3 separate regions of the Homo sapiens genome follow, and all the other regions are linked to region 3. A link is a contact called in ENCODE Hi-C or POLR2A ChIA-PET data. All regions are on one chromosome and are shown on one strand. The core of a region is the stretch at or near the end of the contact, and the rest is flanking DNA. Distances in the headings are between cores, read along the strand shown. Region 1 holds the start of OTUD1 (OTU deubiquitinase 1). Region 2 holds the start of WAC (WW domain containing adaptor with coiled-coil). Region 3 holds the start of APBB1IP (amyloid beta precursor protein binding family B member 1 interacting protein).

What was found. Hi-C counts contacts between places; a loop is a spot of excess contacts on that map. ChIA-PET counts read pairs that join two places held with the same protein, here RNA polymerase II (POLR2A). Pooled maps may share reads with other maps.
Region 1: a loop to region 3 is called in a map with no recorded cell type, with 4 times the contacts of the local background. The contact joins the promoter of OTUD1 here to the promoter of APBB1IP in region 3. A Hi-C loop is called at or near these places in 1 of 37 single-sample maps with no recorded cell type and 6 of 50 pooled maps. POLR2A ChIA-PET finds 5 or more read pairs at or near these places in 1 of 52 experiments (T-cell).
Region 2: a loop to region 3 is called in a pooled map, with 6 times the contacts of the local background. The contact joins the promoter of WAC here to the promoter of APBB1IP in region 3. A Hi-C loop is called at or near these places in 1 of 37 single-sample maps with no recorded cell type and 10 of 50 pooled maps. POLR2A ChIA-PET finds 5 or more read pairs at or near these places in 1 of 52 experiments (B cell).

The regions. Positions count from the first base shown.
Region 1 is chr10:23,437,085-23,441,180 of GRCh38, forward strand. OTUD1 (OTU deubiquitinase 1) reads left to right here and starts at 1,991. Exons shown (of 1, transcript NM_001145373.3): 1 at 1,991-4,096. The coding sequence starts at 2,374. The coding sequence ends at 3,819. RefSeq lists silencers at 1,720-2,309, 2,360-2,699, 2,840-3,209.
Region 2 is chr10:28,530,571-28,534,399 of GRCh38, forward strand. WAC (WW domain containing adaptor with coiled-coil) reads left to right here and starts at 2,548. Exons shown (of 14, transcript NM_016628.5): 1 at 2,548-3,050; 2 at 3,428-3,464. The coding sequence starts at 3,010. It overlaps WAC-AS1 (WAC antisense RNA 1), which reads right to left and starts at 1,784. Exons shown (of 3, transcript NR_033805.1): 1 at 1,165-1,784. RefSeq lists silencers at 1,802-2,221, 2,592-2,741, 2,952-3,031, 3,182-3,291, 3,302-3,551 and enhancers at 1,948-2,631, 2,252-2,441.
Region 3 is chr10:26,436,754-26,440,543 of GRCh38, forward strand. APBB1IP (amyloid beta precursor protein binding family B member 1 interacting protein) reads left to right here and starts at 1,588. Exons shown (of 15, transcript NM_019043.4): 1 at 1,588-1,702; 2 at 1,899-2,100. RefSeq lists enhancers at 905-1,434, 1,152-1,281, 1,842-1,921.

The sequences.
Region 1 (4,096 bases), core at 741-3,240, 3.0 Mb before region 3:
AACAGTCTTGTCTTCTGTTTCAGAACACCAGCTAATGAAAGAGTTAAGCGTGAAGTGCTTCATGCACAGAGCAACAGATGCTCAACAAATCAGTGATGAAATCCAAGGATGGTAATTTCCTTTTTCTAATTAGCCATGAGAGCTTCAAGCTCCCAATGGGGTAGTTACCAGAATTTGAAAAGTTAGACAGTCATTTACCTTCTTCTGAGTTAATTTACATAAGCGGCTGGAGTGACCTGAGCTGGGACCCTGCCAGTCATACTGCCCAAAGATAATTAAAAGCCCTGGCTAGGGTCAAGGGACCTGGATAGTAATCTTGGCTTCACCACTGTCTGACAAACCTTGGAAACTCGCTTTCCATCTACTCATTCACTTAGTAAATATTAATTAGGTCCAATTATGTGCCAAGCACGGTGTTAGGGGATGGAAATATAAGAGCAAGACCCAAGTCTCTCAATTCCTGGAATTCACATTCCACCGGAAAGGTGGGGACCGGAGTACAGCCTACATCACCTACAGGTTCAGTCTCCCTATCTCTAAAATGTTAGGACAACCTCTGGGTTCAATTCGAATGTTTAGGCCCTGTTAATTTAGCATTTGATCACAGCTCAGAATATAGCAAAAGTCTCCCACTACCTCTGGCTTTCCCTTACAAAGGCGGGTATTACAAAAAGACTCGGTAGAAGTATTTTCTATAGTCTATCTTGCCCCGGAATGCAGGTCACGACTTTCTCCACCGCTTTTGACCTCTGGCTAGCATTCACACCTATTCTCAAAGGGCCCTAAGTGATACTGCATTTGGTATTCTGAGAAAGCTTGTTTATAAAAGCCTAAAAGGCTTCCTTGCTTTCCCCCAAGCCAGATATTTGCCAAATGGCATAGGTCAGAGGTGCAAAGTTGGTTTTGTCTTAGCAAGGCAAGAGAATCCACTAGCGGACTCACCCTTACCGGTGAGTCCAAGGAAATGCATAGAAAAGACACAGTGGTAAAACTAGCTGGGCACCTGTAATCCCTGCCCAAGGCAAGGCTGAGGAAGGGGGATCACTTGGGCCCTGGAGGTCGAGGTCGCAGTGGGACATGATGGCGCCACTGCACTCAGCCTGGAAGGCAGAGCAAGACCTTGCCTCAAAAAGAAAAAGAAAAAAAAAAAAAGGAAAAGACGCGGCGGTTCCACGAGTGGTGGCTAGGACCCATAATCCCAACACTTTAGGAGGTCGAGGCGGGAAACAGCTTGAGGCCAGTAGTTCGACACCAGACTGGGCAACTGTGGTGAGACCCTCGCCTTAAAAAAAAAGAAAGAAAGAAAGAAAGAAAATTAGCCGGGTGCGGTGGTGCACACCTGTGGTTTCCAGTTACTCTGGAGGTTGAGGCGGGAGGATCGCTTGAGCCCGGGAAGTCAAGGCTGCAGTGAGCTATGGACTGCGCCACTACACTCTAGCTTCGGAGACAGGTAAGACCCCCATCTCTAAAAAGATAAAAGAAAAGAGGCAGTAGTGAATGCAAGCAGGGATGGTAGCCCATGACCAGCAGAGGCCAAACAGACTTTAAGGCAGCATTCCGTTCTCCACACCCATGCCGGAAGCTTTCCTGCCACGCAAGCTTTCCGAGCATGCTAACTCGCCCCAAGCAGCTCCCATCCCGCAGCATCCACTGCAGCCGCTGAGGAGAGTGGCGCAGCGCAGAAACCAGTGCCCAGTGCCCAGGTGGGGGAAGCGGTCCGTGGGAGTCACGTGGGCGGGAGGCCCAGCCAGGATCCCAGGACTGCTCAGGCCTCCGCGCCCCCGGCCTCGCCCCGCCCGCGCGCGCTCGCGCGCCGAGGGCCACGCCCGTGACGTCGGCGGAGCGCGGTAGGGGGCGGGGCGCGGGCCGGAGTGGGCGGGGCGAGCAGGCGCGACTGAATCGGGCGCCGCAAAGAGCCGCGCATTCCAGTGAGTCCACGTGACGCGGCCGCGAGGCCTGAGGTAAACAACCGCGGCCCCGCCTCCCGGGCCTCCGCGCGCACCGCGCTCCTCCTCGCCGGCGGGACGCGCTCCAACGGGGCGGGCGGCTTCCTCCGTGAGTCCCCAGCGGCCGCCGCGGGCCGAAGCAGCTGCAGCGGGCGCGGCGCCCCGGGTCTGCGGGCCGAGCGCACCGGCAGGGGTCGAGCTCGCGTCCCGTCCCCGCCCCCCTGCGCTGTGGCGCAGCAGGAATTTGGCCGGGACCCGGGCGCTATTCGCGGCTGCTGACTCGCGGCGGCCGGCTGCCTTTCGCTCATCTCTATTCTGGGGCCGTTGGGTCACCGCGCTCCGCCGGCCCCCTCCCCCGGGCCCGGAGGGTGTGTCCCCCGCTCCGGGGCTCGCCGCGCCTATAAGGGGCCGAGCGGCGGGCAGGGACATGCAGCTCTACAGCAGCGTCTGCACCCACTACCCCGCCGGGGCCCCGGGTCCCACGGCCGCCGCCCCCGCGCCACCCGCCGCCGCTACCCCCTTCAAGGTCTCGCTGCAGCCCCCGGGAGCCGCCGGCGCCGCGCCCGAGCCCGAGACCGGTGAGTGCCAGCCCGCCGCGGCCGCCGAGCACCGGGAAGCCGCCGCTGTCCCCGCCGCCAAGATGCCCGCCTTCTCCTCCTGCTTCGAGGTGGTGTCCGGGGCCGCCGCGCCCGCCTCCGCCGCCGCCGGCCCGCCCGGCGCGTCCTGCAAGCCGCCGCTGCCGCCGCACTACACGTCCACCGCACAGATCACCGTGCGGGCCCTGGGCGCCGACAGGCTCCTGCTGCACGGGCCCGATCCCGTTCCCGGCGCCGCGGGCTCCGCCGCTGCCCCGCGCGGCCGCTGCCTCCTGCTCGCCCCGGCGCCCGCAGCCCCGGTCCCGCCGCGGCGGGGCTCCTCGGCCTGGCTCCTGGAGGAGCTGCTGCGGCCCGACTGCCCCGAGCCCGCGGGCTTGGACGCGACACGGGAGGGGCCCGATCGGAACTTCCGACTGAGCGAGCACCGCCAGGCCCTGGCCGCCGCCAAGCACCGAGGCCCCGCGGCGACCCCGGGGAGCCCCGATCCCGGCCCCGGTCCGTGGGGCGAAGAGCACTTGGCGGAGAGGGGCCCCAGGGGCTGGGAGAGGGGCGGCGATCGCTGCGACGCGCCCGGTGGGGACGCGGCGCGGAGGCCCGACCCAGAGGCCGAGGCACCCCCCGCCGGGAGCATCGAGGCCGCCCCGAGTAGTGCGGCGGAGCCGGTGATCGTCTCCAGGTCGGATCCCAGAGACGAGAAGCTGGCCCTATACCTGGCCGAGGTGGAGAAGCAGGACAAGTATCTGCGGCAGAGGAATAAGTACCGATTCCACATCATTCCAGACGGCAACTGCCTCTACCGAGCTGTCAGCAAGACGGTGTATGGGGACCAGAGCCTGCACCGGGAGTTGAGGGAGCAGACGGTGCACTACATCGCCGACCATCTCGACCACTTCAGCCCCCTGATTGAGGGCGACGTGGGGGAGTTTATCATCGCTGCTGCCCAAGACGGGGCATGGGCCGGGTACCCGGAGTTGCTGGCCATGGGGCAGATGCTGAATGTGAATATCCATTTAACTACTGGAGGGAGGCTGGAGAGTCCCACGGTGTCTACCATGATTCATTATTTGGGCCCAGAGGATTCCCTGAGGCCTAGTATTTGGCTCAGTTGGCTCAGTAACGGACACTATGATGCTGTATTTGATCACTCCTATCCTAACCCAGAGTACGACAACTGGTGCAAACAAACTCAAGTGCAAAGGAAACGCGACGAAGAACTTGCCAAATCTATGGCCATATCCTTGTCTAAAATGTATATTGAACAAAATGCATGCTCTTGAAATGTCTCAAAACCTTACACCCTGGGAATAATTGCATATATAACTTGTGTTTGGAGAATCACATGAACTTTAATCAGGGTAATAGCACTTTCAAACTTGCTAGTAGATTTTACTGTAGGTGTAATGCCTTAATCATCTTTTTGAATGTTTTCTCAGAGCTGGAGGTTGCTGGGCACCTAAATGATGTTTCATGATAGCTTTGGGTGATTTTACTGCTATTTATAATTTGCTGTATAAAGTGAGCATTACTTAATTTGCAAGCTGATTTCTCACAGTG
Region 2 (3,829 bases), core at 1,298-3,797, 2.1 Mb after region 3:
AGACAGTGTCTCACTGTCACCCAGACTGGAGTGCAGTGGCAAGATCTTGGCTCACCACAACCTCCGCCTCCCAGGCCCAAGTGATTCTCCTGCCTCAGTCTCCCGAATAACTGGGATTACAGGCGCACACCACCACACCTGGCTAACTTTTATATTTTTAGTACAGATGGGGTTTCAAAATGTTGGCCAGGCTAGTCTCAAACTCCAGACCTCAAAATGATCCACCTGACTTGGCCTCCCAAGGTGCTGGGATTACAGGCATGACCCACTGCATCCGGCCTATTTACTTTTTGAGACAGGGTCTCCCTCTGTCGTCCAGGCTGGAGTGCACTGGTGTGATCATGACTCACTGCAGTCTCGAACTCCTGGACTAAAGTGATTGTTCAGCTTCAGCCTCTGGGAGTAGCTAGGAATACAGGCATGCATCACCATGCCTGGCTACTTTTGAGCAAATGGTTTATACCAATTTCAGCAGACATCTAGTTATCAAACAAATTAGTAGTAATTTTGCTGCCAGTTTTCAAAGTTTCTATGAAATGTTATTTGTTGTACTCCTCTGATGTTTGTCTTCAATGGATTCACTACAAATATGTCAGAAATTACATGTTAAGATGCTACCGAATTTTTTTGTTTTCATAATTTCAGTCACTGTCAATTTTTTTTTTTAGTTACTGGTAGTTTAAGAGAGCATTAAATAGGCTTTTTATTGGTCTGCACATCTCCACAAACAGCAATAAGCTCTACATCTGGCAGATGGATGTGACAAATAAGATTATGTAATTAAAATTTTTTTTCCAACCAGTTGTGATTTCAGAGCCTTTCTCCCTACATCATTCCATCTCTCCATTCTATTAGGTCTAGCAATAACGTAACTTCTTGGATACCAAGTAAATCAGTTACTTTTTATTTTTTGGAGGGGGTTGTTTCTTCTGACTTGTTTACTATTTGCCTCTTCTGTGTTAATCACCTAATTATGTTTACCACAATTCTTTTCATTAAACTATGTTGCCTTACAAATAGTGCAAAAAAAAAAAAAAAAGTCAACCAATCACCCGAATACCACCACTCTCAACTAACGGTTGTTTGGTATACTTCACGTTTCTTCTCTCAATGTACCTGCAGCAGTACATAAAATCAAATTTGTAGCAATTTCACTTAACACACCTGAGAACTTTCACATGAATTTTCTTTCACCAATGGACTTCAGCGAGGAAGAAACAGAGGAGGGAAAAGTGAGAGATAAAGAGAGGGTGGGCAGGGCACCGCTGGGTATGGAAAACGTTAGAAAGGGATGGAAAACGTTAGAAAGGGGTGAAAAGCCGAGCGCAGTGGCTCACGCCTGTAATCCCAGCACTTTGGGAGGCCGAGGCGGGAGGATCGCTTCAGGCCAGGGGTTCGAGACCAGCCTGGGTAACACAGCGAGACCCTATCTCCGGAAAAACTTTTTTTAAAAAATTAGCCGGGTGTGGTGGTGCATGCCCGTGGTGCCAGCTACTTAGAGGGCTGAGGTGGGATGACCCGTAAGCCCCGGAGGTCGAGGCTGCAGTGAGCCGTGATCGCGTCACTGCACTCAGACTGGACGACAGCGCGAGACCTGTCTCAAAAAAAAATAACAAGGGGTAGGGTGGGGCAGTGAGATGGTTCAGCGTTGTTCCCAAGGAACTCATCTCCCTAAATTTCCAGTCTCAAGCGCCGCTTTCATTCCCTGCCCCGAGCGGCGCTCCCCGCTCCGTGCACGCATCTCCGCTGAGGGCCGCCCTGACGCACGGCCTTCTGCCTTGAACACAGAACCCCTCAGCCCTTCCTATTAGCCGTTTCTGGCCGGGACTGCACGCGCTCCTTCCTGCCTCGGGGCGCAGGGTGAGACTTACGTCTAAAGGGCGCCCGGCGAGCTCGCAGCAGCCCCTGCCCCGCGGAGGGCCGGTGGCGCGCGGCGTCCGGTGAGGGGCAGCGGCCCGGGCTCGGTTCCGGCTTCCAGCAGCGGCCCGAAGGCGCCGGAGCACGCTCCCCGCTCCCCAGAACGCAGCTTCCGCGGCTGCAGCCCAGGCAGCTCTTCGGGAAGCGTCCGCCCGTGGTCTCGCCAGGGGGTTTCCGACCTCCCCGCCCGACAGCGCAGGGGCGGGGGCCGCGGCCGGAGAGCTCGCCCGAGAGCACCCCCTCCCGCTGCGCCTCTGGGCGCACGCGCAGCCGCTGCAGCCTCCCTTATTTAGTCCGCGATGGCTTCCCTCGCGCCCCACCGTCCTCTTCCGGAAGGCGGCTCCCTCCCTGCGCAGCCCGGAGCCCCTGAGATCAGCCTCGAGCAGGCGCCCGAGCGAGACTATCCCTAAACGGGAACGGCGGTGGCCGACTCGCGAGTGAGGAAAAGAAGGAAAGGGCAGACTGGTCGCGAAGAGAAGATCCAGGCCTCAGAGGAGGAGAAAGGCCGGAGCCAGCCGAGGTTTGCCGAGGGCGGTGTTCCGGACCCGCGCGGTGCGGGGAGGAAGGCCGAGGGTGGGAGAGGAGGGGCCCGGCGGAAACTGCCGAGGTTTCCCGAAGGCGGCAGCGTCCGAGTTGCCCGGATGTAGTTGGTGGAGCGGCAGCGGCGGCACCAGCGGCGGCGGCGGCGGCGGGAGGAGGAGGAGGAGAAGAAGGACCAGGCGGCGGCAGCAGCGGCGGCGGCGGGGGGAGGAGGGGAGGAGGCGGCGGAGCAGGAGGAGGAGAAGGCGGAGGAGGCAGTCGCTCTCCGCGGGGCTGAGCCGGACGCGTCGTCTTGCCCCCCTCCCCCCGGTTCGCGGTGCCGCCGTGTAGTTGGCGCCGCTGCCCCGGCTGAGAGTGAGCGTGGTGTCGACGGAGGGAGATGGCCCGGGAGCGCCGGCGCCAGTAACTGGGAGCTGATGAGAGTCGCCGAGGGCGCGCCGGGCCCAGGTGCCGGGGCTGCCCGCCGCCCGCCGCCGCCGCCGCCTGCGCGCCCGCCCGCCTTTCGCGGCCGCTCTCCCCCCTCCCCGACACACACTCACAGGCCGGGCATTGATGGTAATGTATGCGAGGAAACAGCAGAGACTCAGTGATGGGTAAATTGTCTTTTCGTTTCGGGCCGGGCGGCGGCGGGGGGCGGCGGCGGGGGGGCTGTTCCTCCTTATCTGGAGCTGGCCGGGCCGCCATTTTTGTTGTTAACCCTGATCCGGATCGGGTTGGGGAGGAGGAGCGGCCGCGCGGGCGGGCGGGCGGGAACGCAGTGTGGCGGGGAGCGGGGGCCCGGCTTCGCGGCATTTCGCCCTCTCCGGCCCTTCCGGAGGCTCCGGGTTTGTGCCGTGTGCGTGCGGGGCTCGGCGCTGGGGCGCTCGGTAGGTCTCCCGCGGGGAGGGGCGGCGGGGGCCCCGTTTTCTTCCTCCCCGGCCCCCCACCCGCGCCGTGTCTTATGTCGCTGCCTTCTCTTCCTGTTTTTCAGCTGTCACGACCGGAGGGGGGACTCGCAGCCTTACCAGGTACCAGCCGAGGCCGGGGTGGAGGGATTGGAAGGGGCCGGAGGGGGAAGGGAGGGACTGCTACTCGAGCGCAGGCCTCAGAAGTCGATACAGGCCCTTCGGTGCAACACATCTGAAACTAGCACCGCGGATCCCCTTAAAATTCCAGGTTTGGTTCCTTTAGCGCTCTCCAGCAAGGTTTAGTGACTTATTTTGACAGGTGACTGGAGGGAGTTCGCTGATTTAGGAAAAAAGAATCATTTGCAGCCAGAAAGACCTGACTCGATTATTTGATTATTTGCGAGTGAAGGAATCGATGGGATGAGATGATAGGTGACTTACGAGGCTTATTTATTTATTTATTGTGTTGGGGGAACTGAAAAGTT
Region 3 (3,790 bases), core at 338-2,837:
ATCAGACAGAAATACCAGTTTCAGGTGTTTCTGTCTATTGGGAGACTGCCTTTCCCTGGTGCTATATTAAAAAAAATTAGGATAAATAAATAATAAATAAATAAATGAAAAATACATTTTCTCTTCCTTATGATTTTATTAATAACAGTTTCTTTTCTCTGGCTTACTTTATTATAAAAATACAGTATTTAATATATATAAAATAATATGAGTTAATCGACTATGTTATCAGTAAGGCTGATAACAACTGCTTGATCATCACCTGATGGTCACCTGACATTCCTGGTAGGGGGTGGGAGGAGCCCTCTCCTGCCCTGCTCATGCCTGACTAGCTACCTACTGTAACAGAACAATGCCAGATTTCAGGAGTACCAAACTGCTGCACAATTGAAAATCCATGTATGTCTTTTGACTCCCCCAAAACTTAACCACGAATAGCCTACTGTTGACCAGAAGCCTTACTGATAATATTAAACAGTCAATTAACACATATTATGTTATATGTATTTAGATAAATACTGTATTTTTACAATAAAGAAAGCTAGAGAAAAGAAACTGTTATTAAGAAAATCATGAGGAGAAAATATATTTTCTATTTATTTATCGTTTATTTACCCTAATTAATACAGCAACCCCATCCCCATGCCCATCACTCTCTATCCCTCACCTTTTAACTTCCTTCAAAACTAGTTACATTCCTTGACATGTTAAATATTAATTTGTTTATTGTCTGCTTTCTACCAACTAGAATGCACCATGCATGAGAGCAGAAATTGTTTCCTCTAACTATTTTCATTGTTCTTAGAAGTGTTGGTGCTTACGAATAGTTTCTCATTAAATAAATGACAGAACTATTTGAAATTGCCTAATTAACACATGCACCTAATTTCTGTCTTTATGTCTTCACCACCTTCCCTGACATATAAGCCTTTGAAGACACAGCTGTAGAGGAGAAGGGGAGGGTTATTCAACCGCATTTACAAATCATAACTGATTTTAACTTCTGTATTTTCAGACCTCCCCAGCGACTTTCTCTCAGGAAACTCCACTCCCAACTGACAGGTGCTATTTCCAGCCAGTCCTATGCTGTTGCAAATAGTGAGTCCATGAATGCCCTCTGCCGTGTGCATTACTTATTTTCATCAGCAGATCTTCGTAACACACTCCTGGAAGTGGGATGACGGGGTCAAAAGGCGAATCCATACATAAGTTAAATAGATATTGCTCAATTCTCTTCCACGGGGTTCAGACCATTTTGGATTTCTACGAGCAATGAAGACAGTGCTATTCCTCTACACCCTGGCCGGCCAACTGAGCGTGGTTAAACGTGGGGAGGGAGGAGGGTGAGGTTACCAACCTGATGGTTGAGAAAGGGCCTCCGCCCAGCGCGCCCTTCCTCCACCCCCACCCGAGAGACAGCTGAACTCCGGCCGGGACGCGCGTGTTGCCAGTCCAGCCCTGCACCGCGTCCCCTGAGGGCGGGCTGCAGGCGGCCGGGAAGCCTTGCACAACCGGCCCAAAAGAGGAAGCCCAGAAAGTGCTGAAGTAAACACTTTGGGAGACCGTTGCAACATAAAGCGGCCTCTCAGTCTTTGGTGGAACCATCACTAGGCCCCAATCCCTTAGTCCCTCTTGCGTCGAGGCTGCAAAATGGTTCCATTCGCCAGGAGACGCTCCTGAGAGAAGGGCGCGCGCGGCACAGGTAGGGGGAGGCGCAACGTTTCCCAGAATTAAAATAAAATAAAATAAAATAAAATAAAAATCCCTTCAAGGTGGTTGTGTAGTAGGGGTGGGATGGGGGAGAGAAAATCAGGCGCAGACTCGATGAGTTGGAGAAAGCAGCCCCTAACTCGGAGTCCTTTACGCATATGTTTGTCTGTCCCACTGTCTCTAACCAGGGGCCTTCCTTGCACCTCGGAGCAAAGCAGCTCGGATAGCGCCACACGTCTGCGCGCTGCGTGGGAAGGGCAGGGCTGACAGCACTTCCTCCCCGGGGCAGCGACCTGGAGCCCGGGTGCGGCAGTCTGCACCGCGCGTCGCTTTCCCGGCCGGAGTCTCGCCGCCTTCCCGCGCCCCGCAGCGCCCCGCAGAGCAGTCGAGGTAAGTGGCGCTCCCAGTCCCGGGAGCCCTGGGAGCGCCAGCACGGGCCCCTCGGGGCTGTCAGGAACCCGTTTGTCAAGCCCGTCGGGTCCGACGCCGGGGGCAGCTCCAGGATCTGGCCTCGTGAACGCGTGCCCCCAGGCGTGGCCCTCGAGCGCAGCGGGTCCCCAGGGTCCCCTCCGCTGATCTCCACTCTGGACCCGGCTCGCGAGGGTGGGGGTGTGAGGGTTTGGGGTTCGGGTTTGCTTTTTCCCGAGCTATTGCAACAGATTTGACAGATTTCCTGCCCAGGAAATTGCTGCAAGGTCAAACGGGGAACTGCTATGAACCCTTGCACGTCCAGCAGGTCAGCAGGTCAGCAGGTCAGCAGGTCCGGGAGCCCCAGTCTCCCGGAACCTGGAGGGATTCTTGAGGGGCCAAGATTAGATGTGGATTAAATGCCAGCCGTGTGAGAATTTGAGTGTGGCTCGCAGTCTGATGCATCTTAGAGTGTTTCCTTCCTCTAAAACTTTTGGACAACTCTTTCCTCTTTTTAAAAATAACTTTTTCCCCCGAATATTCTCATTTTCATTTTAAAATACCATAAAGATAGATTTGGACACCAGGCACAAGTTTCATAATTTGGCTTGAAATGAATATCCAGAGGGCCTTTTACAGAATGGAGGAAACTAACTAGGGTGTCCTAATGTCTCCAAGAACCTCTGCGCAGGTGTTCCACCAAAGACCTAGCCCGGTGTACCTCTTACTTTCCTGCTAAGGTATTTCTTAGTTCATACCCCTGTGGAACGTGAAATGTGTTTCCTAGACACTCAGGGCATAGCGGTTCAAAAGAACTTTTAATGTGATCCTTGACGAGACGGAGTACTAGAGGAAAGTAACAAAAGAAAAGGGCCCGTGAGTTTATTATGCCCCCAGATGTTTTTTTCTGGTGGCATAACGTGGTTTAAACAAAGGTGCCGGTACTAGCTACTATTCATTTTAAAATCTGGGTCTCCAGAGAGAAATTTCAGAAAGGAAAACTTTGTCCTTTTTCATAAACCTAGAGCAGCGATTTTCCCTCTGGCCTCACTGGAATAATGGGTGGCACATGGGCCAGGACGATGATGCTGGCTGGCGAAATTAGCAAGGATCTGCTGAGAAATACTTTATAAAGTCTTCTAGTGGTATTTCCTGTCTGCTCAACGTGTGTTGTGAAAGGTCTAAGAAATTTAACTTCATCCTTAAACTATTAATAATGTGTGTCCTTAAACTATTAATCCTTAAACTATTAATAATTACTAATATTTGGGTTTTTTCTCAGCACTTGGGAGACCTGGGTTCTGGCTCTTATATCTCCCCCATCTAGATAAGGATGATATTGATTAACTTGCATAACTTCTCCCTGGACTTCAGATAACGTCAGTAAAGTGAGATGATTGGGCTACATTATGTCTGTTCTTAAAATAGCAATTGAGGAGTTGCTATAATTCTTTGAATTGGTCCCAACTGGAATACTGGCAACATTATATCAACATTAGAATTGCTGATCACAAATTTTTTAAAAATGGAGAAAATAATCATAACCATAACAGATTACATTCTGAAATATCAATATCTTTGAGGTCTTTTGTTTCTGAGAAGTTCCTGTAAAAGCGCAGTCAATATCTGGCCTATATGTAAAAAGGCAAATTTCCATCTTATTTGAAAACTG